Regions from separate parts of the Homo sapiens genome. Here region 1 is linked to region 2. Evidence: chromatin loops called from intact Hi-C (ENCODE). Cell type or tissue: Caco-2. All regions are shown on one strand. Each heading gives the region's core, and the rest is flanking DNA. Links, peaks and the distances in the headings are about the cores only.

Region 1 (3,285 bases), core at 431-2,930, 110 kb before region 2:
CACATTTACAGTTTTGTTTCACTCCCTTAGCCTTTGGCATTGCCTCTGAGAGTTGCTTTTACCATTTTCGTTAGATAAATAGAGACGATGACTATATACTGATGATTTAGATTTTGGAGCAACACTAAATCTGGCATATTCCATGCCTTGGAACAAAATCAGAGATTGGCTACCCCTGTAGAGACTGGCATCACAATCCTCTCATAGATGCTGGGCTAGGATAGTAATACTTGAGGGTATCCTTATTTTTTTTTTTTAATTTAAAAAGCTACTTTTTCCACGAAGTTGTTCTCTCAGTTACTGCTTCTATTTTTTTTCCTTCAAAATTCTCATACTTTTTTTCATTTTATGCCCTCACTGAGATCTATGAATCATAGCTGTTAGGAAAGGCCAAATATGTATTATATTGAAAAAAAGCATATCAATACTATCCAAGCCAGGAGAAAGGATGGAACAGGGGCTAAAAGAATAGGACATTGTGCAGGGGCCAGTTGGAGCCACAGCATGAAGAAGAGACTGGTTTCGTTTTTAACTAGAGTGGAGAAATTTGCTGTGACTCCTGGCGCATCACCATTTTTCCATTAAGAGTTATTACACCTCGGCAAGAGCAAGCAGTTCGGTAAGTGCTAAACACAAAGAGAGAAGAATTTAGCAGGTTAGCATGCACAGAGCTCCTACAGTATTAGGTGCTGGGCACTTTATACACATTAGAGCCAGTATGCAAACCCACACCTTTTTATTCACCAGACTGGTTTCCTCTGCACTTAACCCTGTGGGTTTTCAAAGTTCTCCTGATCTATAATAGCTAAGAAAATATTACACATGCCTAATAGTGCAATGGTGTAGATAATTGCATCCATGAGAGTTTCTCTTACACAGAGCACTGTATTGATTTAGAAGAAACATTTTGGTAAGTTCGTTGGTGTGTGGCCAAGCAACAAAAATGTTCATTAAATCGAGAAGCATGAGAAAATAAGAGACATATTTTACCCCATTTAAAAAGTTTAAACTAAAATGATTGATACATAATATTTCTACATATTTATGGGGTATATGTGATATTTTGTTAAATGCATAGACTATGTAATAATCAAGTAAGAGTATTTAAGTTATCTGTTACCTTGGGTATTTATTATTTCTATGTGTTGGTAACATTTCAAGTCCTGTCTTCTCCCTGGTTTGAAATACACAATACATTTTTTTTTAACTATAGTCACTGTACTCTGTATTAAACATTAGAACTTATTCCTTCTATCTAACTGTATGTTTGTACTGATTATGTAATGCCCAACCTTGTTTATTCCTTATTCACCTGGCCTTAGCTTCTCCCTTAGCTAAGAGAACCAGACAAACTCCATCTTGGCTCTTTCACTGGCAGCCCCTTCCTCAAGGACTTAACTTGTGCAAGCTGATTCCCAGCACATCCAAGAATGCAATTAACTGATAAGATACTGTGGCAAGCTATATCCACAGTCCCCAAGAATTCGTCTGATTGATAACGCCCAAAGCCCCGCATCTATCACCCTGTAATAGTCTTAAAGCCCCTGCACCTGGAACTGTTTACTTTCCTGTAACCATTTATCCTTTTAACTTTTTGACTACTTAACTTCTGTAAAATTGTTTTAACTAAACCCCCACTCCCCTTCCTAAACCAAGATATAAAAGTTAATCAAGCCCCTTCCTCGGGGCTGAGAGAATTTTGAGCGTTAGCCGTCTCTTGGTCACCGGCTAATAAAGGACTCTTAATTCATCTCAAAGTGTGGCGTTTTCTCTAACACTCCTGGGCACAACAATTAACCAAATTTCCTTATCCTCCTTCCCTCACCACTCTTTACAGCCTCTGGTATCTGAGGACTAAGCTCTTAATTTTTGTCTTGTTCAAATTCCTATCTAAGGGGTCTAGGGAGTCATGCACTACAAACCATAAATTCTCATCAGATGAGTCTTATTTGACCCTGCATATCATGACTTACTTTTCAGTCCGACTCTGGCATAACATTATGAGACAAGGAAAAAATATTTAAACTCAAAATGTATTTCCTTGCCGTACCTTGAAATTGCCCTGCATAGTCTCTTGTGGGAAAATTCACGTTGTATAGAAAATGCCCTTTCCCCTTTGTTTTCCTTCCTTTCTTTGCAGATTCAGTAGATAATCGACTAAGAGCCAGGTACCCTTTTCAGGTCTGATAAGAAACATTTTACAACCTGATCTCTCTCTCTGAAACCTGCTATCTGAGAGACTCCTCTGCACGGTAAAACTTGGTCTCCACAGCGCTTTACCTTGACTTAAACATTCCTTTCCATTTATCCTGGGTCTTCAGATAAACTCAACAAATTGTCAACCAGAAAATGTTTAAATTTACCTATCGCCTGGAAGCCCCCACTTTGAGTTGTTCTGCGTTTCTGAACCAACAATGTATTTCTTAAATGTATTTAAAAAAAATATATATATATATATATAACTAAGCTGTACCCCAACCACCTTGGGCACATGTTCTCAGGACCTCCTGAGGGCTGTGTCACAGGCCATGGTCACTCATATTTGGCTCAAAATAAATCTCTTCAAATATTTTACGGAGTTTGACTCTTTTCATAAACATATCTATTATTCTACCCTCTCATGAGATCAGCATTTTTTAGCTCCCAAATATAAGTGAGAACAATGCAATATTTGTCTTTCTGTGCCTGGCTTATTTCACTTAAATAATGACTTTCACTTCCAACTAGGTTGCTGCAAATGACAGATTTCAATCTTTTTTAAGGCCAAAATAGTATCCCATTGCGTGCCTATGCCATATTTTCTTTATCCATTCATCCATGATAGACAATTAGGTTGATTCCATATCTTTGTTAGTGTGAATAATGCTGCAATTAACATAGGGATGCAGGTATCCCTTTGATATTGATTTCTTTTCCTTTGGATTTAGAAAAGAAAAATAGCTCAGACCAGTCTGAACTATGTGCAGTATGTAGACATAGGTCATGTTCCCCAAACCTGCTCCCCCATATCCATGCCTGCGGATAATTGTTAAAGACATTTTGTTCCTCATTAGCTGTCTCACTCATTACCTTCATGTTCTTGGAATTTGTGATACAAAAAACAATGTATAGCCAATCAATATCTTATGTTATTTTAATGTAAATTCTTGGTAAACAACTTAGGAATTTCATCTTCTTTTCCTTTAAAAATCTACTTGTAACTGCTGCTAATTAGAGTGGCTGTACTAATTTACATTCTTAATAAAAATGTATGAGTTCCCTTTTCTCTGCATCCTTGTCTGCATC
Region 2 (3,285 bases), core at 324-2,823:
GGTATTAAGCCTACTACTCATTAGTTATTTCTCCTGATCCTCTCCTTCCTCCCATCCTTCACCCTCAAATAGGCCCCAGTGTCTGCTGTTCCCCTCTATGCATTCTCGTCATTTAGCTCCCATTTATAAGTGAGAACATGCGGTATTTGGTTTTCTATTCCTGTGTTAATTTGCTAAGGATAATGGCCTCTGGCTTCCTTGATTTTAAGAAAACTTTCTTTTTTTAAACTTGTTTTTAAGACCCTTATTTTTAGAAAAAATCATGTAAGGCTCCTATACATAGTTGTGGGGAGAGAGGATAATACTGTTTTAATTTTTAAAAAACCTTATTAATTTTGGAACAGATAAGTACAGAAAAGAATTTTATATATGTCTCACCTATGCAGAGTTGAAAGAATTGGAGTCAATGGCAATGAATTTTTTTTCTATTTGATTTTGCTCCAAATTTGAGCAAGCTATCATCTTCTTTTGAGCAAACCAAGTGTCAACCTGGGTTGTAAATAAACTTGCAAGGTGGCATCTAAAGTTTTTCATTTGGCTTAAAACTCTTCATCCTTCCTTGGAGGTAAAGTTACAAAAAACCAGCAAGATCAAAATTCCTAGCTTTTCCAGGAAATGCCAAGTTAATGCCTGTTTAACCCACAAGTAGTCCAATTGGCATTCTCTTTTCTTAAGAGAGTTCCAATTTGGATGAATTGTATGATCACTCTATATATAACCAAGCAACAAACCTTCTTTCCACATTTGCCAACGATGCCAAAAATCCCCAAGTAATCATGCATGGTTCTCCAACATAGTCTAGGAGGAAATTTAACATCCTAACAAACTGTCTCTTTATGTGCTTGTTGTAGTTAGATTCTTTTGCCAAGGCAGACGTTTTCATATACTCTGAAGCCTACTTAACATGAGATTTCACTTTATTACTTTAGGATTCAGGGTGTGTTGATGGGACAGGGAGAAATAAAGTTCAATTGCATATTTCAATGAATTCCCATTTCTGGCACAGAAAGAATTGAACAGATCATGGTAGCTGAACATTATGTGGCTATAAAGAGCAAAGTGTCTGAAAACAACAGATTGGACCATTCTTGTTTTCTAGATTGCTAAGTATGGCTGCCTCTTTCTGGTATGGGAACCCTCATTTCTCATTTCTCCCCACAAGAGCTGGTGGAGCTGAGGCAGTAATTCCAACCATGAAGCAGGAGCTGTAAAGGCTGTTTCTTACGAGAACAGAAGAGTGCTTAAGAAAGAGGGCTTGAAATTATGTAGATCTGGGTTTGAATCCTGTGATGAGAAATAATTTGTAGGTAGTAGTTTGTACCACAATTTTCATTTTTTAAAATCTTAACTTTTTATTTATTTTTTTTTTACTTTTTTCTTTGCAAAGCAGGATAGACATGTACTTCAATTTTTTAAGCTCTGTGAAGTTGATAATAATTCCTTTCTTGGAGAGTTGTTTTAAGATTATGAACAGAGCGTCAAAGAGTGGCTGATACCTAGTAAGAGCTTAATGAATTGTATATTTAGGACTATTCTTCAGTTTGGAACTGTAACCCTCTGTCAGCCCATCCTTCCTCTTTGTTCTTCACTTTTGTTTTTGGTTTTAGCTGTGTTTGAACTATCTGTGGAAAAATTTCTTTGCTGTGTGAAGCTTCAAAGAAATATGGGGCCCTTTGAGAACACCTGTATTTACACTGTGTACCAGAGTGGACTGTCTTTTCTTTTTTTAAAATCCAGTGTCTCCTTCTAACTGCTCGGCAGAGCTTATTGAGCATTTTCAACTTTTTTTTGACTTTGTGATGTGTGCGCATGTGTGTGTAGACTTTCCATCCAGCGATCATTATTCAAATATTTGCCTCATGCAGACAAGCAGAACTACAGTTTTAGATATCTACAGCTCTCTGGTTTGTGTGTTCTTTGGCTTCTTGTCTGAAAAATGCCTCAGGCCTCCTGCTTATCCCCTTTTGTTTGAAACTGATGTAAGACTATACCTGTGATTATCACTATAGCCACCATACTAAATTTTACAGTGTTATTTTTCCTGCTTCATGAGCACTGGGAGGCTGAATTTAGAAACAGAAGCTACTTTGCTTGGGTAGAACTAGAGACCCTACAAACCTCTCCTGAAACCATGGCTTTATTTCAGAGAATTCCTGTACCTGGAAGTTGTCACCAAACGCTATAGGGAGTGACTGAGAAAGGAGGAAGCAAAATAATGAACCAGGCCAGAGGGCAACCCTTTTGGGTAAAGATACCAAATATGTGTGGTTTTGGGAAAAGGATGGTAAACAAAAATTGGTGAGAAAAAGAGCTCTCTGAGTACCCTCCTTTCTGGAAAAGATGCTAAAGGGCAGAGAGGAATGATTTAGAAAGAACAATCAGGTGAAGTTGAACATGTTGTGTTCAACAGTTTGGGGAATAGGTGATATATTGGAGTCCTCCTATAATACAATCTATTTTGGAGCAAAATTCAAGACAAGTATGTTTTTCTGGAATCCAAGGGTGATGGAGCTAGCATAGTGGCATATGGAGCACATAAACACTTGTGTTTATATCTTCTACTTCTGGGATCAGATTAGAGTTTCTATCCCCACACTTCTGCTTTCTGCCCATGTAATGTGTAGGCAAATCACTTAATCCCAGTGTGTCTTGATTTTCCATCTGTGAAATGAGGATCATAATATCTTCTACCTCATAGGATTTTGATAAAAGGAGATAATATATGGAAGTCATTTGATACGAAAGTACTTGGGTCATAGAGAGTTCTTAATTGTAGCTATTAACATTTTAAATGTTTCTGTCCCAAACACTGTGACAACACTTTACACGTATTAGCTTATTCCCCACAACACCTCAAAACAAGTATTACTACCCATCCTCTCCATTTAATAGAAAGAAAATGAAGACTTGAAGCTGTTCAATGATTTGTTCAAGGCCAGATATCCTGAATATAGAAGAGCTGAAATTACATCTCTTGTCTGTGTACCTCCAAGTCCTTTTTTAATGATGTCATACTGTATTCAAGACAAGATAAATAAATTGGTATTAGACTGATAATAACTTTAATTATGCCTGTTCTCTGAATAGAAGATTTCATTAAAATAGGTGGAGACTAAGTCTCTTTGTAGGTCTCTAAGAACTTCCTTTATGAATCTGGGTGTTCCGGTATTGGGTGCGTATATATTTAGGATAATTAGCTATTCTTGCCGCATTGATCCTTTTACCATTATGTAATGTTCTTCTTTGTCTCTTTTGATCTTTGTTGGTTTAAAGTCTGTTTTGTCA

The links. A loop is a pair of places that touch in the nucleus more often than their neighbours do. Peaks named below come from ENCODE experiments on the same cell type or tissue, not always from the same donor. Only the 100,000 strongest peaks of a DNase experiment are listed, where the experiment ranks them.
Region 1: a loop joins it to region 2, with 10 times the contacts of the local background. A loop is called at or near these places in 1 of 110 quality-filtered maps.

What each region holds. Positions count from the first base shown.
Region 1 is chr10:109,305,526-109,308,810 of GRCh38, reverse strand. No RefSeq gene overlaps it. Among named protein-coding and RNA genes, the nearest start is that of LINC02661, 600 kb to the right of the region's middle. In Caco-2, for the core only: no CTCF peak of the experiment used is centred there; a DNase peak (open chromatin) is centred at 1,500.
Region 2 is chr10:109,198,461-109,201,745 of GRCh38, reverse strand. No RefSeq gene overlaps it. Among named protein-coding and RNA genes, the nearest start is that of LINC02661, 490 kb to the right of the region's middle. In Caco-2, for the core only: no CTCF peak of the experiment used is centred there; a DNase peak (open chromatin) is centred at 1,845.